Regions from separate parts of the Homo sapiens genome. Here region 2 is linked to region 1. A link is a loop called in an ENCODE intact Hi-C map of the cell type or tissue named here. Cell type or tissue: PC-3. All regions are shown on one strand. Each heading gives the region's core, and the rest is flanking DNA. Links, peaks and the distances in the headings are about the cores only.

Region 1 (8,000 bases), core at 1-8,000:
CCATGTTAATAGTTAATTGGTGAGGATGGCAAGATGAGAGGACAGCCGAACATGTGGTCTCTCAGACTCAAGCAGTAGACAGACCTTTAGTTATAATAACAGCAGCTGCTCACATTCTCACAACTCAACTGTTCAAAACTCTGTTGTTGAATGAAGGAGGTTGTCGTGGATTGAAAGAAGAAAAAAAGAAAAGGTTACTTCTAAGAAAAGTAACTAAAACACTATATTTAAACTCTTCCTACATATTATTATAATTATAAGAATATTATTGCAACTTTTAAAAACTTTGGTGTAAATACCCATATTAAAGGTTATTATATTTTGGCTACACTCAGCATTGTGCTGCTTGTCCCCCTTTTACTGTTAGAAACAGAAATGTTTTTGTACCCTTTGAAACTTTTTAATGAGTTATCTTTTTCTTTTGCAAAGTGGTAACTTTAAAGCAGTTACAATAGGATACTGTTTGACTTCCATATCTAGCAAGATATGAAACAATAATTTGTTGTTCTGTAAATGGGAATTGGCTTACCACTAGCAAAATTTGTCATCCACCTCCAAATTATGCAAACATTTTGTGGCTTTTGAAAATAGGTAATTTTATTTTCAATTCCCAGTAACAGTTGTGTGCTTCAAGAAATGGTGACCAATAACACTTATTCTTTTTGGAAATAGAAACTTAGTTTTGTGCCTTATGATGATTTTATTAGTGAGGTGAAAAGAAAATAAATTTCCCCTTGTTTATGCATTTTTTAGTATAATCTGTGGCAAGTTGTTTTTGATTTGTATTTTTTAAGGCACTTTTACCTAAAACTGTCAGGAAATAAATATTGAAACACTTAAACTAATTAATAAAATTAGAAATGGAGAAAGTTGTCTTATACCATTCTCACAGCATTTTTTTCAAAAAGAAAATTTACTTATTATTGCTAATCTTTATTCAAGCTGTCATAGTCTGCACTTTTAAGGAATTTTAAAATATAAACAACAATAATGCAAGAATGAAAACTCCTTTGACATTCTGGATCATAGAATATGTCAGTATGTTTTTTTCATTGTATAATAATTTTAAGTATTGCCAGAGTTTAATGTACTTGTCTAGAGAACAGTAGTTGGTAAACTATTTAGCTTTCCTTTATTCAACCAAATTTCAGATTTGAAACTAGCCTATAGCATATTTTCATTTGTCATCATTGACACTTGATCAATTAATAGCCTTATTCAATTTTTGTCATATACCCACTGTTTTATAATAATTTGATCTGTAGAATTTTTTCCCAGCTATCTCATTGAAGAAAACTATTACCAGCATGTTAGCTTATACCAAGGAAAATTCATTTTCTGACGAAAAGGAGGGAGAAAGGGCCTTTTTAAAATATGTCTCTTGAAAAATGAATGAGATTTTATTTAGTGTGTTATTTTAATTGATGTGTTTTCAAATTAATCTTCTATAACATTAATGTATTAGAGCTTTGAACCTACTGAAGTGAATGATACAGTATGTTTCTATGTAGAGAAATTCAGAACAAACCTTTTCACATCCATAAACTTTTTTGTTCATGCTGAGTATTTTAGCAGCTAAACTCTAAGTCTAGCAATGGACCGCTTTAGAACTAACCACTAATATGGGATTATGAAATGTGGACTCCAATGGCCTTGTGAATTTCTCTCAGTGTGAAATCTTTTATTCTTAAAACAAGAACTAAGAATAATTGCATGGTGAAGAAAAATATACTTTTGTGAGTTTACAGCTATAAATTTTGGGAAAATATTTTTTATCTAATTGTTGATCTAAGCATAACACCACCTTCAGTCATCTAACTTTATTTCAAATGATCTTTTTAAATGCACTTTATTAAGAAGAATAGTTAGGGATGAAAATTACAGATTAATCTCTTGATCATAGCTACAGTTACTAAAGGATAAAGCCAGATATTCAGAGTGTCATTTTTTATGAATTCTTTTCTTAATCAGAATATTCTTAACTGAGAATCTGCCTTTAATGTTTTCAGATCTTCTTAACGACTCTGAAATTGATTATAAGAAATTTACGTATTTAAGAGTTTAAAAAGAAGCAGTTTTTAAAATGAACTAAATTATATTATATCCATTTCAGTTTTACATCATATTTATCAAATTCCAGTGACTTTGTGTCAGTATAGTAAGTTGTAAACAGAATCTGTTTTTCTTTAAAATAACAAATAGTCTGTGTTTCAGTCCTTCTACCATAGACTTTGGACTTATAATTCTTACAGCTCAAGCTTTTTTTCTTGTTTCAGACTACACATGCTGATACCCGGTTAATTTTTAAAGTCACATCATAGCTTGTGTGCGTTATACGTATATATTTAATTTACTTTTTTGGACAAGGATGATTGAAACTTTTTACACAAACTCTAAATTATCTATAAAGTTCTGTCTATATTAAGCATAGTAGTATATGTATAACTTTGTCTTTGTGTAAATATGCATATTGAATAAGAACAGGATATATTTTAAATCGTCAGTAAGGATATATTTTAAATTGTCATTTTCATCTTTAAAAGAGAAGTACGATTCAGAAACCTTTCATTACACTTAATCTAACCAAAACATATTCAGTAAACCATAAAAAAAATTTGGTTTAAAATATTTTTCCTTTCTCTAAAATAACTTTGTGATGTTCTTGTTCATACTGTTATTCATTCTGTAGTTCCTATAATGGTAGTAGTTATTAGCTAAAGGGCTATTTAGGGCCAAACTTTTCAAATGTATCAATGATATAAATAGTGAAATGTCTCATCACGGTATGGAGATTGAGTCATCTGTTTGGACATATGGAATCTTTGGCTGCTGGACTGCATCATCTTTATAATGCCCAGTGTCCAAGGATGGACACAACTGTTCTGGGAGCAGAAGGGGGTGTGGGGAGCCCTGTGTGTTCAAGCTACATGAATATGGTAGGAGAAAAAGAGGGGAAATGATCTTTTACATTATTTTTATCATAAACTATCTTCTATATCACTTTTTGTGTATAGAAAACAAGTACAACTTTATTTAATTTTTCATTTATTTTACAAATAAAATTACTAAATTTTTTTCTTTGGCATTGTAAGATATCTGAAAAATACCTGTGAGAAAACATGAGTTTTGAATTATTCCTATTTATATACTTGGTTACGTACTTTCCCTTAAAGAAAGATTACCGTCATCAAATGTGAATGATACTTATTTTTTAATGTTGAGACCAAACATGCTTGTAAACAATTACAATTTAAAGCTGTTTAAGTACCACGTCAGATATTATGTCCTAGTGTTATGTTTTATCCCTTTCCTATTAATTACATTATTATTGCTATATGAAGAGTTCTTGCTTCTTTAATAATGTTTTCGCACCCTATGTAGTTAATCTTTAATGTTGGGAAGGACAGGGGAGAGATTAAATTAGGCTTGTAACCTCTTTTTCTTCCAGGCTGATGATAGAAAATAAAAGCTCTTAGCCACAAAATGTAACACTTAGAATTAATATTTAATTAGACTAGCAAATTGTACACTGTGGCTGAAAGCTTCCAAAGAGTTGTTAGTGCCACAATTGACCTACAGGTTTAATAATAACTCACTTCTAGAAGCAAGTGCCAGTTCAGCATAGTAGAGCCACTGTAAGAAAGTCCTGAGAGATTAAAATCAGCAAACCAAATGGCAGGCAAGGATTCCTGGGATGGAGCCTTCTGGAAAGCTGGGAGCTGGAATAGCTTTTAAGCCAGGATTCAGATGAGAACAGTGGGTGAAAAAGCTGATCCCTCCTGTTCTGGGAGCTTCTGGTTGTAGGCCAAAATCTTAGAACAGATTTTTACTAAATGTTTTTGCTGCAGCTATTAACTTACATTGAAAATCAAATATTGAATAATTTTTCTGTAAAATTTAGCAAACTTTTTGTGTCAACATTAGTTCTTAATTTCTTACATATTAGTACATAATATCTGTAAACTCAGATCATTAGATTATCAGATAGGTTTGGCGCTGTACATCTATGCTGTTTTGCTGTGACATGCTGTTTCCTTGTTCCCTGTATAGTTGATTTATATGGTTCATTTCTATATTATTTCATTACGGGGCATTATGCAGAGCCTGAGAAAGAGATTGTGAAGTCTGTAGCCCAAGAATTTTTTTTCTTCAAGAAAGTGTATATATCAACAAACATAATTCAAAGGCATTCTTAATTTTTAAAGGCCTTATATTATAAAAGCAATGCTATATTTTATGTTTATGATGCACTTAAATTACAAGATAAATAATTTGACCTCCTGGTGAAACATTGGATCTTTATATTTTTGCCAAATTGATCTGGTGAAAATAAGACACCCTGAGTTTGAAAATGCGCAGACTGAAAGGGGGGCACCTTACATAATTTATTGATAGTATCTTAAATAATTAAAGAAAAGCTAGTCATTTGTTCAAAATTCAAGCAGGTGAGGACCTTGCCAGCAGAGGGAGTAGTTCTGTCTTCCGTCAGGTTCCCATCATTTTCCCACCTGCCTCAGCCTTTTTCCCAGCCAGTCTCCCATCTGGACCTGGCTCTTGTCAACCTGCTCCTGATGACAGGCTATAATTTTATACTCAATATGGGATTATTCTAAGCTGATTTTAAACTTTAGTATCTTTAACCTGCTACTGCATCACAAACATCAGCTGGATGCTCTGTTTGATATTTGGATATTAGCAATTGTTTTTCAAGGCAGGGCGTGAGCTTTTGGACATCTGTGAATTGCATTTTAGGGTTTCAAGTATCAAAGTACTAAAAAAAGATTTCTGATTTAGGAAGTTTCCCATAAAACATTTTTAATCATGAAAGACAAATTTTTCTGTGGGTAGATTTCTTAATATGAAACTAGATGTATAGTTAAGAAAAATGCCTACAATTAATTTTGAATATTATACCATTATTCTGTCCAGCCTATTCATTTCAGTATTTTGTTCATCCCATTTCTGACTTTTCAGAATATGTAAGTTTTTGTAATGTTTTATAGAATAACTTACTGAAAAAGAAACAAAACTAATATAAATAAATGTTCTGCAAAGTATGTTTATTTGAATATTTGAAGCCAGTGTAAATATAATATAAACAATATTTCTGAAAGTAAAACAATGTGTTCTTAAAAAAAGTCTCAATTATAAAGAACCAATATTTTCATATCAAAATTTAGAATATTGAGTATTTGACCATGTAGAAAACACAAAAAGTTGTGGCTCCATTGCCTATTCCTAGTAAAATTTGATATCTTAGCAGTTTTTTTCACCATCAAGGTTAGGAATATTTGCCATTAGCCCCTTTGTGGATACGTTTTGAGCTTTAGGATAAAGAACCAAAATATGTTTGTTTTACAGTTTTCCTATGTGAATATTACTATATGATGCTAGGCAGATAATGTTACATTTAGAATTTTTTTAATTTACAGAAGTTCCTCTGTATTCTAAAATTAACCATGACTTGAAGTTCCGTGTTAAATCTGGAAAGATTTAATCTAATACCGTCATCAGTTTATTACAAATATTCTAAATTTCATGATTATGAACAGAATTATTTTCCCACTATCAAATATTTTTTAATAAAATAAAAATCTAATCCACAGAAGCAAGTGACAACTCTGGAGGAAGTGGGACAAGTTTGTAAAAAGTTAAAAATGTAGTATAAATAACTTTTTATTATTTCACAGTCTTGATTACTGTAGAATGGAAAACCTAATAAGCATGGAAAAATAAATGTCTTATTAAATATCCCCATATTTATCCTTGGATCCAAGCTTATTTTTTGGATTACAGAACAAAGAAAGGTCTTAAGTTCTCCTATATTCATGTTCTCTGCATATCATTTTTCAGAAAATGTTATAAATTGAACTGTTGATTATGACATACTTGCTTTTCTTGTGGGTACTCCCCTCCCCGCTCTCTCCCAACACACAACCACTACATCATGTATTATGGTCAAACGTAAAGTAACTTAAATATTTATCTAAGTCTTCAAAATTAACTTAATAGTGCTTTCGGGCTATTATAGCCCCAAATCTGTTATTTGTGCCATACTCAAATGAGAGCTCTTCCTTTCATATTATTTTTCCTATCTTTCTTAAATAGTATAGAGTAACTCAGGAACTTGCTCTTACTTGAGGCGTTGCATAAATGCTTTATGTTGATTGATTTACCCCTTTCAAGCTTCTTGATAATTAAGTTATTGGTTAATTACTTCTTAATCCTCTTACTAAAATTTTTTCTGGAAATATATTTTGTGTTCGTACAAATTGCATCTTTTATACTGTTGAGATAATTAGTTTTGGGAAAATAAGGAAATATTGAGGGTTTAAGGTATTCTGATTGTTACTTGGTAACTCTAAGTAGATATCTGAACCATTTTTATTAGAAAATTGTAGGAGCTTTAAATGGCAGTGATTAAATTTTTATCTCTTAACAAAATTCATAGTTTTGACTTTAAGAACTTTGATCTGAAAGGGAGCATTAAATTAATCTTCCTTAATTTAAAATCCATTTAACAGATTTGTTTTACCCTAATAAAAAATGTATTACCATTGTATAATGGCAAACAGGAAACACTCTATGAAACCAAACAGAGAACAGTCAAAACAAATACTCTGAAGGTTTTTTTTTGAAATTAAAATTGAAATACAAAGGTAGAAGACTGGACAATCTGATTTGCTTTGCTTATTTGCAACACCATTTGACATATTTTAAATTTAAATGATTAATTAAATTATGTTGCAACAGAAAACTTTAAGAGCCCTTTATGTAACTTAATACAATGCTATTTGAGATTGCCAGCAAACTCTTAAAACTCCTGGACACTGGCTTTCCTCTCTTCTGGCTTCCCTCCTAGTCATGTCTTGGCTACTATCCAGAGCTGACAACTCTCACCCAGGAGCGCAGGGAGATTTGTCTAGGATAAGAAGGATTTTTGAGCCATCCTACATTTTAATATCCAGATGGGCAAGGAGGAGGGGTGGCAATATCATTGTACATACTTGGGTGATGTCATTATAACATACATACACCATAAGCATTAATTTACCCAGATTGGTGAATTCTGAATGTCCTTACTGAAATGTTCCGTACTGGAAACGATATTGTAACAACTTGAAAATTAATGCAAAGATTATGTTCAAATTTAAGTAATTGACGTACAAATGCCTCTACTTCTCCATTTCTATCTATTAATATATACTGAAGACCAAAGGGGTTTTACATCTTGGTGAATAACATAAAAACACTTGGAATCTGTTAAAATGAGAATATGGATGTTCCAGTTTCAAGGCCTCTGCTCAGATCATTATGCTAAAGCTTTCTGAACACTGCTGGTTATATTATGACAATTTATTATCCATAGTGTATTCCTGCTAAAGTGAATTGTGATTATTATGCTTTTATGGGTTTTTTAAGCTGTTAATTTTATATTCTTCTAAGTAAATTCACCTGCTTTTATCTAAAAGACCATTTAGTATTAATATTATTATTTGAAAGACTTTTTGACAAGAATGATTTTAAGGTAAGATTACATCAATAGACCATATTCCTTATGAAGCTTGGAGGTGCAGAAGTAATCTATAACAATTTTTTTAACTTTTTAAAACACATACGTTTATAAGCCCAAATATCTTTTATGCTCCTACACATAACTAGAAGGTTGAATAAGTTTATAGTAAAAATAAACATTTTCTCAGTCAGAAACTTAGATGTTATTCTTATGTAATTTCCATTGCTTTTTATTCTATAAATGTTTTTCAGATATCCCTACAACTTTCACAATTAATCTGGTCTGCCACATTATACAAATAATTTTGCAAAATAAATGTGCAGAAAGCAGTAAGATCACTGTGAAACTATATAACTAATTTTATGGTAATAGTATGATGAAAAATTATTCTTGTACTAATACTTTATGGAAGTTTTTTCAATAGACTCTTGTTTATAGTTAATGACTATGATGCAAACCTGTGAAACTTAGAAATATAATAAAT
Region 2 (17,768 bases), core at 4,201-12,200, 230 kb after region 1:
ATCTGGGACAGGTATCTTAGGATAAGAGACAGAGGTTGTGTGTTGAGTATAGGAGCTCAACAAGATAGAAGAGTCTTCAACATCACATCAGCCCTGCCTGCTTGCACTGATGGTTTGGCTTGGTGTCCCCACCCAAATCTCATCTCAAATTGTAATCCCCATACGTACAGGGAGGAAATTGGTGGGAGGTGATAGGGTCATGAACAACATCGGTTCCCCCATGCTGTTCTCATGCTAGTGAGAGAGTTCTCATGAGATCTGATTGTTTATAAGCAGCAGTTTCTGCTGTGTGCTCTTTATCTCCTGCCGCCATGTAGAACATGCCTTGCTTCCCCTTCTCCTTCCACTATGATTGTAAGTTTCCTGAGGCCTCCCCAGCCATGCAGAACTGTGAGTCAATTAAACCTCTTTCCTTCATAAATTACCCAGTCACAAGTAGTTCTTTATAGCAGTGTGAAAATGGACTAATACATGCACATAAACTGTTACTGGAGAGAGAAATAATCTGTCTTTTTAAGCCATTGTTACTTTATTGTTGTTGGTGATTTTTTTTTGTTTTTTGAGACAGGGTCTTCTTTCATCCAGGCTGGAGTGCAGTGGTGCAATCATGGCTCACTACAGCCTCAATCTCCCAGGATCAAGCAATCCTACCACCTCAGCCTCATGAGTAGCTGGACTACAGGTGTGCACCACCAAGCCCGGCTAATTTTTGTATTTTTTTGTAGAGATGAAGTTTCGGCATGTTTCCCAGGCTGGTCTCAAACTCCTGGACTCAAGCGATCCACCCGCCTCAGCCTCCCAAAGTGCTGGGATTAATGGTGTGAGTCACTGAGCCCAGCCTGCCACTGTTACTTTGGCTTTTGTAGGAGCCAACTAACTGGTATTCTAACTAGCACAGGTATCATTGTTGATTCTCTGGCAGACATATTTCAGAATTCCAAGAGACCAGATTTGTAGTGTTCTACAGGAAGCTGTGCTTTTGTTTGCATTGACATTCCTTTTGCTTATTCCACAGCAGACATGGAAGCAAGACACAGGTCCAGGATAGGGCGGGAAAGTGGCTTTCTCAGTGACATTTCAGTGTGAATGAGACTGACCCAGGGAGTTTGTTAAAATGCAGATTACTTAGCTCTCTCCTTTGGGATGTGAATTTGACAATTCTGGCCTGACCCAGAGAATCAGCATTTGAAAAGTATTCCACGTCATTCTGATGGCAGCCCTTGGGCCACACTGAAAAAAAAACTCTGGTCTATAAGTGGAGCCCTTCAATATGCGGGACTCCTGGGAAATACTTCAGTGAATTAACTCAGGAAGATTCTTAACTGCTACAGAGATGCTGTTGATGGTGGTGTTTAGCAGTCTAGGAACAGCGCCTTGGAAATGAATACTTGGAAATATTTGATGGGACACTCAGTGAAATGCAGACATTTGGAAAGTTACAAAGCTTTACTCTGGATGGCCTGTAAATACCACACACATGCACTAATTAGATAACCAGACATAATTAAACTATTTGGAGACATGATTGAAAAGTAAATATTTTAAGGGACAAGAGGGCAAATTTTAAACACTCCATTCTTCACGCTCATTTCTTTAGTTCACAATGTTGACTGAGAAGTCGGGGTAATTACAAGTGGTAATAATGCTTGATAATTACATATTTGCCTCTGTTTACATTGGACATGAAATTAGGAAACTCACTTCCTAAGTGAACCCTTGTGAGCATCCTTTCACAGAGAGTGAAGTTCATATCACAATCAAAGCAATAAGAGGGAGTAATTGTGACACTAACCACAGGAGGAAAACAATCAGGGATAAACTTTCAGCCCAAAGGAGTGAGATGGGGACTGAAGAGAGGATAAAAGTGCCAACCAGCCAACCAGATAAATAATAACATTTTTTTTGAGTATCTACATTGTGCAAGGGCCCTGTGCTAGGAACTATGTGGGGGTGGGGCAGGGTCAGAGAGACACTGAAGATGGAGAAACTTAAAATGTACCTGGGAGCCAGGACGCATCTGAACGCAAAGTTCCACTGTAAGCGATGTGGGAGTAGTGCCAAATCAGCACTTCAGGGACTCCAAAGATGGAGACGCTGGAGAGGGTGCAGACAGTCAGGAGGAGCTTCTTCAAGTAGGAAGTCAATCAACACTTATGAGCCGTTGTTGGTGTTGGGGATGCAAAGATGGCCAGGAAGGAGTCCCTCTCCTCAAGGGGCTTCCATTCTGGTGGAGGGAGACCGATCTCAGAATACTATTACTGGATAGAAATATTGAATTTGTTAATCAATAATAGTAATAATTGATTGCTGTTATTGTATATTGTTGGCCAGTTGGGGTGGCTCACATCTGTAATCCCAGCACTTTTGGGAGGTGGGAGGATTGCTTGAGGCCAAGAGTTGGAGACCAGCCTGGGCACCATAGCAAGACCCTGTCCCTACAAAAAATTTAAAAATTAGCTGGGCATGGTGGTGTGTGTCTGTAGTCCTACTACTTGGGAAGCTGAAGAGGGAGGATCACTTGAGCTCAGGATAGGAGTTCCAGGCTGCAGTGAGCTGTGATGGTGCCACTAAACTCTAGCCTGGGCAACAGAGGGAGACCCTGTCTCATGCATATGTGTGCGTGTGTGTATAGTTAATCACAGATAATCAATCCATATATCAGATATTTTCTGATATGGATAAGAGCTACAAAAAAGCTTTGATAAGATAAAATGGTGGAAGTGAGTGGAGCTGAGTGGGGTCAGATGGTGGTCCCAAAAGGCCTCTCTGAAGAGATGAGGGAGTCTGAGGCTTGACCCTAACCAGGAGAAAATGGCAGGTGTTGGGTAGCTAGGGAAAGCATTTGCAGGCTCAGTGTGCCCTCTAGATAGTGAGGAGGCCAGCATGGCTGCAGAGTGGTGAGGGAGGGGACAGTGGTGGAGAAGGGACTGGAGAATAGCTAGGGCCTGGAGGCTGGGGAAGGAATTTCAGGGTTTATTCTAAGGATGCAGGCTATTGTGGAGGGTCTTGGGGCAGGAGTGACATGATATAATTTGTGTGTTTAAAAAGAAACCATTCTGGCAGCTGTGAGGCAGTAAGCCCTGGGGCTCAGGCATGGAGCTGGAAGATCAGCAAGGGGCTGTTTTGGTGGCTCAGGGTGGGCCTGGAAGGATGTAACTAGGTGGATGTAACTAGGTGAGGCTAAGGGGAGCACGCCACAGGGTGGGGACCCAGAGCATGAGCATTGAGGACAGGAGCCAGCAGGGTGTGTGGGGAAACTGAGGCCACCAGTCAGATAGGGGTGGCAGGGGGCGAGAAGAGAAGGCAACAGGCGAAGATGGGCAGTGCCCTCTTGTTGTTTGGGGAAGGAGCTCACGTGGGAATTTAACGTGAGTGGCTGATGCCCAGAGATCTCCATAGGAAAGTGGTCAGGCCTTCACAGAGGGTCTTTCTTGCTGAGAAAAAAAGTCCAGCTGGCCTGTAGAATGAGGGAGGTGTGCACAGGAAGCAGGCGCTGACATGCCATCAGCCCCTCTGCGTGACAGGTGCTGGAATTCAGAGCACACTAATGTGGTCACAGCCCTCCCGGGTCTGGCTCATCAGCCTCTTCCTTTCACAGAGGAGCACACCCAAGTCCGGGGAGGTTTTCAAAAGCAGCCCAGCCAGGAAGAAGCCATGCCAGGGTGAAACCGAGGTCTTTCTGACTCCAGGTCGGTCGGGCTTCCTAACCAGGGCACCACAGTCTCCATGCTGACCAGACTGTTTTCCTGCCTGCTGCTATTTTCCTGACACTTTCTTCCCTTTCCAACACTCTCTTCTCTTTCCTCTTCACCGTGTTCCTACCTAGCCAATGACTACTACTATATATATATACTATATATATAGTTTAAAGTGTATATATATATACACTATATATATACAGTTTAAAGTGACTGGGATCTTCAATCTTAAATCCAACCACAAAAACAAAAAAGGAGGTGTTTGTCCTTGGAGTACATCTCTCCCCCTGGCAGGGGAGAGGCCTTGTGCACACATCCACTGGACTTCACACACGTGAGCTGAGCTCATGAACGTTCCCTAGACTGTCAGGGCTCTCTATTTTGGAAGGAGGTTGAGGAATTTGCCCAAAGTCACCCAGCTGATGGGTGGAAATTATTCTCAGTCTCGACAACTCTTGTGCTTTTTGGATTTTCCCAGCAGCCCATGCTGCTCTGAGCCATTTCTCAAGATGTCTCCTTTTCCCTCGTGTTGCCTGTAACACTGGTGACATAAACCTCACCCTTCTTGCCTTACTCCCATCTGAGTAGTGTCTCAGTGATGTGTGCCTCTATCCTTCCTGTCCCTCCAGCCTGAGTGTGGAAAATTTTTGTGACTCCCAATGCCTTTCTACCCCCTGCATCTTCTTGCCCTCAGCTTCTCTGACATGTTCAAGAACAAACCTTTGGCCTCCATACCTGTGCCTTGGAGAACAGATCTATAGCATTAAAAATAAACACGTGGACAAACAAACTGTTCCATTGTATGCTGCTGTGTTACAAATGGCCCCTGAGTTGTGTGAAATAATAGCCATGTTTTTAGGCTCATAGTTTCTCTGGGGCAAGAGTCTGGACAGAGTACAGTGAGGAGGACTCACCTCTGCTTCATGATTATCTGGGGCCTCAGCAGGGAAGACTTGAATGGCTGCAGGTAACTCAAGTGGTTGGGGACTAAAATCATTCTTCATTCACATGTCTGGCACCTGACTGGGCCTAGCTGGGACTGTTGACCAGAGTGGCTTACGTGTGGCCACTCCACGTGGCTTGGGCTTCCTCACAACATGGTCGCAGCTAGTCAGACTTCTTACTGCAGACTTGAGGTTTCAAAAGTCCATGTTCAGCCAGGCGCAGTGACTCACACCTGTAATCCCAGTACTTTGGGAGGCCGAAGTGGGCAGATCACCTTAGGTCAGGAGTTAGAGACCGCCTGGCCAACATGGTGAAACCCCATCTCTACTAAAAATACAAAAATTAGCCAGGTATGGGGGTGCGTGCCTGTAGTCCCAGCTACTCAGGAGGCTGGGGCAGGAGAATCACTTGAACCACGTAGGCGGAGGCTGCAGTAAGCCAAGATCACACCACTGCAGTTCAGCCCCGGGTGGCAGAGCAAGATTCCGACTAAAAAAAAAGTCCATGTGTCCATGTTCCAGAGAGCAAGATGGGAACTGCATGATCTTTTGTGACTTAGACACACTGTCATTTCTGACATACTCTATTGTTCAAGACAGTCATTCAGGTTTAGGTAGAAGTGACATAGACTCCACATTTCAATAGAAGGAATGTCAAAGAATTTGTGGCTGTTTTGAAACTGGCATGCAAATAAATAAACATTTTGTAAGGCAAAACCGAACAAGCCCCCTGTTATAATTTTTAACTCATCAGAAAAGTCTCCAAAGTCTAAAACAGCAGTTCCTAACCTTTTCCACACAAAGTTCTTTCCAATTTAAAACACAACAAAAATCTCCCAAAGAAATAGTTATTGTTTTTTTTTAGAAAAACACACACTCATGACAAATAATTCAATACAGCTAAACACAAAGAATTAAGCCTAGTCCAAATAATGTAAAATATTCCTAAAACCTCATAGTCTAGAGATAACTGATTGTTAATTTTTGAAGAATATCCTTTAAGATATTTCTGTATGCATTTACACACATAAATGTATGAATCGTTTTACATAAATAGGATCATCATATTGAGTTTTTCTGAAATACGTTCTCCTTTTTACACTCAATAACACGCTACAGCCATTTTTCCATTTCTTTTTTTTCTTTTCTTTTTCTTTCTCTTTTTTTTTTTTTTTTTTTTTGAGACGGAGTCTCACCCTGTCACCCAGGCTAGAGTGTAGTGGCGCAATTTCGGCTCACTGCGAACTCTGCCTCCTCAAGTGATTCACCTGCCTCAGCCTCCCGAGCAGCTGGGATTTACATGCACCCGCCACTGCGCCCAGCTAATTTTTGTATTTTTAGTAGAGATGGGGTTTCACGATGTTGTCCAGGCTGGTCTCAAATTCCTGACCTCATGATTCACCGGCCTCAGCCTCCCAAAGTGCTGAGATTACAGGCATGATCCACCACACCTAGCCCATTTTTTCATTTCAATAGTCACAGCAGAAGACTATTGGTTTCTCACACAGCAGATATTGTCCCTTCTTTTTCTTTTTCTTTCTTTCTTTCTTTCTTTTTTTTTGAGGCAGGGTCTTGTTCTATTGCCCAGGCCAAATATCCTCCCACTTCAGCCTCCCAAATATCTGGGACCACAAGCCTGTTCCACCATGCCCAGCTAATTTTTACTTTTTTTTTTTTTTTGTAGAGACGGGGTTTGATTGTGCTGCCCAGGCTGGTCTCAAATTCCTTGGCTCAAGCGATCCTTCTGTCTTGGCCTCCGTACATGCTGGGATTACAGGAGTGAGCCACTGCACCAGCCTGTCCCTTTCTACCTTCCTAACAAAAACCCTGTTTTAATTCAGGCATCCATTCTCCTTTGAGAGGCAACATGTTTCCAGGAAAGCAGACACTATTTCTAATTTCTAGTGTAAAAGACAATTGGGCTTAGCTAAAATAGCAGTCCGTTCCCCTGGCCAGTGACTGAGGTAATGACAGAATGTGACATAATTCTGGCTAAAGCGATGGCAAGACTGATGGCAGGTTTGGGAAAATGGGATCCTTGGTGATACAAAGGAATAATTAGGAACAGCCTCACTTCTATTCGGTTGGTGCAGAAGTAATTGCAGTTTTGCCATTAAAAACCACAATTACTTTTGCACCTATCAAATACCACATATTGTCATTCCTGCACATAATGGTTGGAACTACAGCAGTTTCAGATATTGTTGTTTTTTTTTTAAAGATAAGAAATGACTTATTGTTTAATTTGAATTGATTGAGCTGCATTTTTCTGTTGCTTATAGCCCAAAGTATTCTAACTGATGAATGTCACACATAAAATTATACAAAATTACTTTGAACAGTTCCCTATTTTATTGTATGGATATGCCATCACTAACTCTGTAAAATTCCCAGTTGCTTGACATTTAGGCTATTTCTTTCTTTTTATTTTTTGCTATAATAAACAACAGTGATGTACTTTGACTAATTCAATTTTCAGGCAGTACTTGGTGTGTCTATATAACCTCCACCCTCTGACAATAATTAGTTTCTAAGCCATAAGATTGGTCCCACTGAGGCACAGCTTCTTAAATCTGACTGTTGGGTCTGAGATGAAAGCTTGCAGCCTCCAATTATCTCCATTTTTCCCCCTTCCTCCAGTATAAAGAGCATGGGCTTTAGAAGCAGACAGAAATGGTTAGAAATCCTCTGTCACTTCCTAGCTGCACAGTGTCATCAGTTTCCATTTCCCTGCTCTATAAAATGAGAACAGAAATACCTACCTTTGTTGTCAGGACTAAATGAGATGATGTATAATAAGCATCCAGTCTGATGCCTGATACACAGTAAGTGCTGAAATGGTCATTATTTTATATTTTATTATTTATCATTTGGAAGAATATGTGTGTGGAATAACACGAATAGGAGCTATTACCCTTAAGAAGTGTCTGTGGAATGCTGTTTGCTTTCTTTCCAGAGTGGCAAGACTTCTTGCTATTTTTTTAACTTTTTATTTTGAAATTACTTTAGATTTATAGAAGAGATGTAAAGATAGCACAGAGAGGCTGGGCGAGGTGACTCACACTTGTAATCCCAGCACTTTGGGAGGCCAAGGCAGGCGGATCACTTGAGGTCAGGAGTTAGAGACCAGCATGACCAACATGGTGAGACCCCTGTCTCTACTAAAACACAAAATCAGCTGGATGTGGTGGCGCGTGCCTGTAGTCCCAGCTACTGGGGAGGCTGAGGTGGGAGGATCACATGAACCCAGGAGGTAGAGGTTGCAGTGAGCCAAGATTTCACCACTGCACTCTAGCCTGGGTGACAGAGTGAGATCCTGTTTCAAAAAAAAAAAAAAAAAAAAAAGTTCCTATATAACTTTTACTCAGCTTTCCCTAATGTTGACATCATCTTTGGTACATTTATCAAAACTAACACGTTAACATTGGTAATATTATTAACTAAACTACAAACTTTATTTGCATTTAACCAGCTTTTACACTAATGTCCCTTTTCTATCCTAGGACACAATCCAGGATACCATGTCGCCTTCGGGCCAGCTGGTTTTTAACGGACTTACAGCCCTTTCCTTGGAGGGCTGAGTTGCACACTTCTGCTGGAAAATTAGCCAGAGCTAACATTGATTGGGTGCTTAATGATTAGCCCTTCTCATAACCCTATGTATTCCATTCCTGCCCTCATTTTACAGATGGGGAAACAGAGACTCAGAGAAGTAGGAGGCTTGATCAAGGTCACTCAGAGGCAGAGCAGACACCGATGAGGCAGCCTGGTTCCTGCTTAGTTGCCTTTCCCAGAGGAGGATCCCCCCTGGCCCTCTCCCCAGAGCCTGTCCTCCCTGTGTGGCCAGGAGGAGAGAGGAGGTCCTGCAGCAGGGACAGCCTTGCCTGTGGGCAGAGCTAACTCTGGCTAAAACTGAGCACTTTCTGCCCACCGGGCCGGGCTCTGAATTACCTCCTCGCTGCCTGGGCAAGGGCCCGCCACGCCCCTTTCTCCCACTCCCTTCCCTGTCAACTCTCGGTCTCAAGGAAGCTGCTGCTGTCAATCCTATCCCTGTGCGTTTGGCCACAATGCAAAGGCGCCTCCTGGTGTTTGCATTTGAATAGAGACCCAAGCCCGAAGTCAAACAATGAGGCTCGTGGTGGGAGTGGGAGAGATTTGGGGTAGAGCGCATTCTTGCAGCCCCTTCTGCGCCTCCGTGAAGGCAGTTCTCTTCTCCACTTTCTCAGAAGTCTTATTTCTCCACTTGCTGGGGCTACCCCTGCTCCTGGGGACAGGAAGGGGATTGCGTTTCAGCCAGGGCCCCATCTGCACAGCCTGGGGTCTTCTGGCTTCTTCATCCAGGAGCGCTGTCCACTGCCAAGTGGGAAGAAGGCAGCCAGAACTAAAGCTTGCTCCCTGTGATCCCTGTGCCATCACCACCGCTATCTCCTAGGTGGCTTCTAATGACAGCTTTCACATAGGAACACCTTCTGTGTGCCTGGCAGCTATAGGTACATGGATCACTTTATGTGATAAGGAAATGGGGGCTCTGAGCTACTTAGCTGGTAAACGGCAGAGCATGGCCTCAAACTTTGGCCTGGCAGGCTCCAAAGTCCCCAGTCCTTCCAGTATACCAAATACCGTCATGATTGTTTTGGAAACAGGGCCCTTGCCAAAACCAGCCTCAAGTTCCTGGTGCCAGGAGGGCCCCACACCTTTCTGGGCTAGGCAGTGTGTGGGTCCCGCCTCCGGAAGACCAGGCTGGTGATAAAGCCCCTTTCTAAGGCACCCAAAGGGGGCTTTTTGCTGAGCAGGCAGGTGTGCCATGGTAAGGGCCCACATCCTGTCAGGGATGGGGTATTTCCTGATTCAGGTGACACAGCTTAAAGAAGGCTGATAATGAACTGCATCTCTATTTATCCAGGCAAACTTGGCCTAGCTGAGGTGTTAACTGGGCCATGGAACAGCTTTAATCCTTTTGTTTACATTGAGATGGTTCAGTGAAACTAGTACTGTCTTAAGCTACAACTGCATTTCATCTTCAGGTCTGCTCTCAGGACTGACACAGAGACCAGCTTTGGGTGGAAATAATCATAACATTCAGAGCTGCAACCTGGGGTGATTCATCTCAGAGTCACCAACAAGATCGCATGCTTTTTGGTTATCATGAGTGGCTTCAGGGCGCTGGCTGGGCACTGGCAGTTTCCACTAACGAGGACAAATAAGAACAGTAAACAGGTGTTGAGTTATTACTATCCACCAAACACTTAATGTGTATGAACTTAATTGATCCTTTTAACAACAGCAAAGTAGGTGTCATTATTATCTCTATTTTTTAGGTGAAGAAACTGAGGTACAGAGAGCTTAAGAACCTTGTGATGGGCTTCAGGACATTGCTGCCCCCAAATATGGCACCTTGATATATTGAATGTTTCAAGCTGAAGGAACTTGAGAAAATGGCAGATGCAGTTAAGTTCACACAACCCTTAAGTTGCAGAAGAGGGAGTTGAACCCAGGCAGTGTGGTTCCAGAGTCCGGGCATATAATCATTACTCTGTGTGCAGATAAATAGCATAGGCAGAGGTCTGGAGGGACATAGACCAAAGGCTGCATGCTGGCTGTCTACAGGTGATTTCTTTTCTTTTCTATTTATTTGTCTTCCCTTATTTTTGACAAGTTTTGAGGGGAGCAAAACGTTAAGATTTACACTAGACAAAAGGACAGGTCGTTAGTGGGTGTGAGTTGCATGGGACAATGTACTGGGCTCCCTCCTGGGGGTGTCCACAGAAAGCCAGTTTGGAAAGACACTATGACACAGGTGGACAGAAGGCAGACAAAATCACTGATACAAAATGAAGGGTTTGCTTATTAACTCATTCACGTATTGATTCAATTATTCACTCATTGCTTCAAAAAAGCATGGAGAGCCTACTCTGTTTAAGCATTGTAGTGGGTGCTGGGGATAATTATGTGTAAGACAAGATCCCTACCTTCTAGGGGTTCATAGTCTGGAGGCGGAGGTGAGGGGAAGCTACTTTCAACTAAGCACCTAGTAACTTGTTAAGACATAAAGTAATTTGCAAGTCTGATTCTTCCACAAGGTTTTGAATCCTTGAGGGCAGGGACTGGTACAATACTGGTATAGCCACATATTTCAACCATTGATGCATTCCATGCATGTATTCATGCACTTTTACATTACCACTTGGTGATTGAACATACATAGGGTGTACAGTGAAGGAACAGCCCACGTGATTGTTTCTCCAGGTTGAAGGAGGGAGAGAAGAGGGTGGTTGGAAAAATCTCCATAGAGATTTGAGCAGAGGCTTAAGAACTGAGAAAGTTTGCCAGGTGCAGTGGCTCATGCCTGTAATCCCAGCACTTTGGGAGGCTGAGGCAGGCAGATCACCTGAGGTCAGGAGGTCGAGACCAACCTGGCCAACATGGTGAAACCCTATCTCTACTAAAAATACAAAAATTAGCCAGACATGATGGTGGGAGCCTGTAATCCCAGGTACTCGGGAGGCTGAGGCAGGAGAATCGCTTGAACCTGGGAGGTGGAGTTTGCAGTAAGCCGAGATCATGCCACTGCACTCCAGCCAACAGAGTGAGACTCTCTCTAAAAAAAAAAAAAAAAAAGAACAGAGAAAGTTTTCACCCAGTGGGGAAGGTACTTCCAGGGAAAGGGAATAGCATAGGAAAAATCACAGTGGTATAAGGCTGACTGGTGCATTTGAAGAACTGTCAATAATTAAGTCCCAGGAGCTAGGACTTAAATGTAGGTAAGTTATAAGGACAGAGAACCAAAGCAGAGAGTAAGGGGTATATGTGCAGATGGAGCCTAGGGGATAAGGAAGCCTCCTCCTTTTCCTCCTTCTCTTCTGTTTAATAAGCCCTCCCCCTACTCTTTTGGAAAGGAGTGAAAGGGTAGGAAACTACATCTTTAAGCATCTATACATGCCAAGCCCTGTAGCATGTATAGGAAACTACATCTTTAAGCACCTATACATACCAAGCCCTTTAATCCTTACTTTGGCACAATTCACCAGCCCCATTTTCCAGGTGAGGAAACTGAAGCTCAGAATGGTGAAGTGACTTACTCACACAGTCAGTAAGTGGCAGAAAAAAGGTTTGGATTGAAGTGCATCCGATTCCAAAAGCGGCACTCTTTGTACTGGGCCAGACAGAACAACTGAAAGTGGAATCACGCTTTTATCTCTGCAAAATGCTTTCATGTACCTAGGCTCATTTGATTCTTACCATGATATTGAGTAGCAATTGGTCAAGTATCATAATTTCCATTTTTTTCAGTAGGAAAACTGAGTCACACAGAGGTTCATTTTGAGTGATTTGAGAATTTCAGAATTAAATACATCCAAAGTACCAACAAGAGGACCCAGCTGAAAAACTATACATGAAATGAAGATCAGCCCTGAGATGGTTTCTCAGTGCAAAGGGGCAGCTGAGGACATGACACATGTGCACATGAGAACCTTGTGTGCATGTGGAGGTTTGCAGCTGGAACAGCCGGAGGGGCCAATCCAAGTGGCTGAGCTAATCCTTTCCTCTGCCTTCTGCCTGCTTCCCCTGTCACCTTAGGGGCCCCTCCTGAGGGGACATCTGTGAATTCTCCATGGAATCCCTCATTTAGCTCCCAAGACCCAGCGCAAGCCTGGGTGCAGAATGTTGGTGCAATTTTGACAAGATGCTCACAGAGGTTCAGTGACTAGTTTTAATTAGGCCATCTTTGTTTACGTTTGATGTTTATCAGCTAATTGGCATGGCAAGGTGTGAGTCACACAGCTTTCCCCTGGCATGGAATCAGTTGTCAGAGAAAAAGCCAGGAGAACAAATGATCCCAATTATGAGAGAACCCACCGGGCTAATTATCGTCCCACTAAGGACGGAACCTTCCCCCTCCTGCTGCTCCTGCTACTGCTGTAGCTGCACCAAGTGCCCTGGGATCTCTACACCCCTTCCTCCAGCCCCAGAAACCCAGAAACCAGGATCTGGGCCCCCAGCTGGCTGCCTGGAGATTTATTCTCTCAAATTCAAAACTTGCATGTTCCTCTAGCTCAGACACACCAGGGCAACATTCTTCCTTTAGTTCAAGATCATTTTCCTCTTTAGCCCCTTCCATAAATGATTGCTCATGTATGTTGGACTTTTCCTGTGTGCAAGGCACTGTTGGAAATACCTGATAATTATTTTCCCCAATAACGTACAGTCAGGTCGCATTATTATCTCCATTTTACAAATGAGGAAACTGAGTTGTGCAGATCTTAAATAACTTGTTTGAGGGCAAGCAATAGGGCTGGGATTTGAGTGACATGATCTATCACCATGGCACCTGCTCTTGACCATCAAATGACTCTTGGATGCTCAGAAAGCCCTAAAAATCAACCAATTAGGATTCTTCAGGTGGATTTCTGGGTCCACTCTCCCTCTAATTATGTAGGTACAATCGCCTTCTAGAACAGTGCTGTCCAGAACTTTCTGCAATGATAGAAATGTTACACTGTCCTGCCCAATGCAGTAGGCAGCCACTAACCACATGTGAAATGTGGCAAGTGGGATGGAGGGACTAAATTTTTCATTTCATTTTATTTTAATTTATCTTAATTTTAATTGAAAGAGTCGCATATGGCTAGCGGTTACCTTGCCGGAAAGTGCAGTTCTAGCTGGTCAGCCCTTAGTCCTCAAATGCTGCAATTTCCTAATCAGTCCTTTATGTGTGTCTTTTCCTCCCCCTCCTCCTTCTGCAGCTTCCTGGCTTTCTTGGTGCAGGGCAGGTCTCTTCATTTTCTGCATTCTCTCCTGCCCATTCTCTAAGCCCCCTCCAGGCTGAGGGGCTTGTGCAGAGGAATGCAGTTTGGCTGCCCTTGAGTTGAATGATGATCGTGGACCTTTGGAATGTCCACAAAGCCTCGCACTCTCGGCCTCCCCTGTCTCTCTCCTTCGCCGGGGTAACAGATGGCCCTGGCTTTCACCAGCCGGGCCTGAGCACATTGTCACTCCCAGCTGAAAGTGAAATATTCAGTGGCATTTAAATTAAATAGACTCTAATGCTTCAGTAATATTAATTACGTTTTCATTCATCCCTGGCCTAATAAATCAATGCGTAAAGAGAGGATGCTCGGGAGGCTGGCAGCCTAGTGGGGCCACTGGTCCTTTGTGTGAGCCCGCACACAATGCCCCCATTCTTACGGGGCTGCGCTTGCCCCTGCAAACATCTGTGCTCAGCCCCTCTTGAGGAGGAGCCAAAGAGGTAACATTTACACTCTGCTCCTCCAATTTGTCCCTGCACCAGGGCCTGAGTCAACGGGAAATGTGAAGGCCACACTGAAAACCACATTCAGAGCTGCTGCTGCTGCTGCTGCTACTACTGTGTGTGTGTGTGTATGTGTGTGTGTATTTGTGCACACATGCGTGCACATGGAGCTGGGGGGTTTGCAAAATTCTGAGGCAGAGATTCAGTGAATGGAGACAGGAGTCTATTGGTGCTGGGACCTCACTTCTAGCTGCAAGATTGTGTTAGTTCAGCCTTAACCTATGAGAAGAAGGAGAAAAGGAAGAAAGAAAGGAAAGAAAGAAGAAAGGACAGGAGGAAGGAAGGAATAGGAAGGGGAATAATAACAGCTACCATTGAATGAGTGCTTACTATGTGCCAGGAACTGTGCTAAACACTTTTATGAAAATTCTCTTATTTATTCCTTACAACAATTTATAACATAACATAGCAACTATTATTGGCCCATTTTACAGATGAGGAATTTATCTATAGTTCAGAGAAGTTTGGGAACTTGCCTATGGTTCCAGGCCATGTCTGTTTGATTCCAAAGACAATGTTCTTTACCTCTAAGTTCTACATCCATCAGAAGAAAATACAGAAGAACAGAAGAGATCTCTAAGGCTATGGTTTGTGTAGGGGGCAAGGGGCCAATGTTTGAGAAATTTCCAACATTCCCCTTGGTTTCTGAGGTTTTTTGCCTGTGGGGAGGTCCATCCCCAACGAGCAATGTCTCCACCCCCGCTCCAGGGCTATACATATGTAAAAGAAGCCAATAAAACAATCCAAGAGAGCCTGCTCTCCTAAATCTTCAGGGGACAAAACCTCCTACTTGTGATGCTTCAAAGCTGTCCAGAGCTACCAGTTTACCCCCAGAAGTCCCGACTCAATGCCTCTGATTGGAAAATAAATAGCTTTGCACATAAAAACCACAGGCCAATTGTTAGCCTAGGAATGGGAAAATGCTGTGTGCATCACTGCGTATCAGCCCTGGAGCCTCACTCCTCCAGGGAGGCAGCCTCTCCTCTAGGAGATGGCCCAGGAGCTGGGGGTGAAGGCACTTGTAAACATGGGAGTTTCAAAAATGATTCCTTAGGAAGATTTTTAAAATAGTCAATGTTAAAATCTACAAGAAATCGTGTTTCTTATAGAAAAACTAGAAAATACAAATAAGAAGGAAGGGCAAACATCAGCTGAATTCTTCCACCCAGAGTTAACACTTGGTGTTTTTTTCCTCTAGAAAACTCACTCTATCACTACTTGGCAAACATTGGGCCATAAGATTCAAACTGTTTTGCAACCTGCTTTCCCCCACCATTTACTGTGATCCAAAAGTCTTCCCATGGCATTAAATATGTCTCTCCAACACAGTCTTCTTAATGACAAGTTTTGCAACTTATAGGTAAAACATGGTTTGGTTATTTAATCAGTCTTCAATTATTGGACATTTGGACAATCAAACCAGAAAGAAAATAGAAACCGGGGTTGTTTCTATTTTTTTTCCTCCCACAAAGTTTACTATAATGATTTTCCTTGTGGCTAAATGGTAGAGCACGCACATTCCCACTTACTCTCTTAGAATAAACAACTGAAAGAGAAATTGCTAAGTCGAAGTGAATATGCATGCATATTTTGAGGGCAGAGACACTGTCTACTATAATTTGTAAAAAATGACTTGGAAAGCTAAATCTCAGCTTCAGACCCAATTCCTACCCAATGTAAATATTCCTACTCTCTGATGCTTGAGGCTGGTTTGATTGTACAAAACCAAGTTTGGAACTTTCTGGTCATCTTGTTGGTAGGTTAGGACTCAGCACTTGCAGCTTCATTGTGAGGGTTCTTGAACCTCAAGGTAGAACTGACATCATTAATGTCCCACAGGAAGCAACTGAGTAGAGTGACCAGCCTGTGATCTCTGGAGTCAGCCTAGATTTAACACCAGCTCTGCTTCTGACTGGCTGTGTGCCCTAAGGGAAATTACCCAGTCTCTCTGGGTCTCAGTTTCTTCATCTGCAACCTAGTGTGTGATACTTGTATCCATCTTATTTCAGTGAAGATTAAATATATGTAAAACACTTAGCACAGTGACACGTGGTAAATGTTCAGTAAACATTTGCTACTACGCTGTTATTATGTTGACCCACTAATGAGCTATTCAACCAACCTCTTAGTTATTCAAGTCTTGGTTTTTTCTTGGAGCCATCAGGAGAGACCATGAATTGCACCCTATTTAAATTGGCCTATATCACACAGAAGGTGATTTAATTCAATCTAATACTGATTGAGGTCCTGGCACGAGTACGGCCCTGTGGTAGCAAGATGAATGTGTCCCCAGGAGCTCATTGGCTAGTGGGAAAGCCAGAAACATGCATCGGTAACTCAGATCCAAGGCAGCCTGTTGCCAGCGGTGTAATGAGAGGTGCAAATAATGCATGTGGATGGGGCCTCTCCAGTGGCATCAATGGGAGGAGGATTTGAAGTGATGCTCAGGGAGGTCCAATCACTTGTCCAAAGTCACACAGTTACTAAGATGTGGAGCTAGGATTAGACTGTAGGTCTGTCTGGTTTAAAAAAAAATCATGCTTGTTTCCTCCATATTAATAAGCAATTCAAGGTCAAAGTCACTCTAGAGCAGACTAGGGCTGTCCAGTAGAACTTGCTTCCATGCATATGCTCTATATCTGTGCTGTTCAATATGGTGACCACTAGCTACACTTGGCTACTGGGCACTTGAAACATGGCTAGTGTGAGTGAGACACTGGATTATTTTAAATTTTATTTAAACATGGCTAGTGGCTACTATGTTGGACAGCAAAGGTTTAGATGGAGGAACTAATTTAAGAGAAGGGCTAATGTTAAAGATCAAACTATTTTTTTTTTCTTGTTATGAGACAGAGTCTCACTCTGTTATCCAGGCTGGAGTGCATTGGTGCCATGTCGGCTCACTGCAACCTCCACTTCCCCTGTTCAAGCAATTCTCCTGCCTCAGCCTCCTGAGTAGCTGGGACTACAGGTGTGCGCCACCACACCTGGCTAATTTTTGTATTTTTTAGTAGAGACGGGGTTTCACCATATTCGCCAGGCTGATTTTGAACTCCTGAACTCGTGATCCTCCCGCCTCAGCTTCCTAAAGTGCTGGGATTACAGGCATTAGCCACTGTGCCCAGCCCAAACTTTTTAATGACAGGAAAGTGAGAGATTTTAAAAAATAAAAAGTAAAAATAAAGGCAGACTCTAATTTGAAAGGAACTGTTAATAAATAAATAAATAAATAATAATAATAATAATAATAATAATAATAATGTTTTCATGGAGGCCAAATATTTTTCCACCCTTGGAGGAACACATGCATTTGGTTGACGTGCTCTGACCATGCCATGTTTGTGGCTCTTTGTCAAACAGTTTGGGGCCAAGCCAAAGCCCATGGGGAGGGCTCCCTTTGGCAAATGCATTCCCTCTTCTTCTCTGTTTTGTATTTGGCATTAAACTGAGTAACTGTCTCATGCTGAAACCACCACACGTATCTAATTCCCATTTTGTTCTCTGTCAGATTCAGGCAGAGAGCTGATAGAATAGCTGACACTTTCAAGTCAGAGAAAACTTCCTATCTGTACTTCTCAATGGTTGGAGCTGTGCAAAGACACACTAGGCAGCCTTTGTGGGGGGAGGGTGAGTCTCCCATCAGGAGAAGTGTTCAAGCATGCGTTGAACAATCATGGGTATGTTGTGTCAAGGTTGCAAACGTCAAAAGAGAGAGGAGAGGTAGTTGGAATAAATGACCCTTTATGTTATTTCTAGCCTCTAAAGTCAGAGCCTTTACAAAGACTTTTGTACAAATGATTTTGCTCTGTAAAAACC

The links. Peaks named below come from ENCODE experiments on the same cell type or tissue, not always from the same donor. Only the 100,000 strongest peaks of a DNase experiment are listed, where the experiment ranks them.
Region 2: a loop joins it to region 1, with 21 times the contacts of the local background. A loop is called at or near these places in 20 of 110 quality-filtered maps.

The regions. Positions count from the first base shown.
Region 1 is chr11:31,637,203-31,645,202 of GRCh38, forward strand. The region is part of intron 7 of ELP4 (elongator acetyltransferase complex subunit 4); the gene reads left to right. Among named protein-coding and RNA genes, the nearest start is that of ELP4-AS1, 130 kb to the right of the region's middle. RefSeq lists a silencer at 6,659-6,953. In PC-3, for the core only: a CTCF peak has its summit at 4,463 (motif pointing right); a DNase peak (open chromatin) is centred at 6,869.
Region 2 is chr11:31,862,533-31,880,300 of GRCh38, forward strand. All of the region lies in intron 1 of PAX6-AS1 (PAX6 antisense RNA 1), which reads left to right. Among named protein-coding and RNA genes, the nearest start is that of PAUPAR, 45 kb to the left of the region's middle. RefSeq lists a silencer at 8,451-8,580 and enhancers at 11,516-14,984, 13,767-14,267. In PC-3, for the core only: CTCF peaks have their summits at 8,734 (motif pointing left) and 8,934; DNase peaks (open chromatin) are centred at 8,709 and 9,729; H3K27ac peaks cover 539 bases.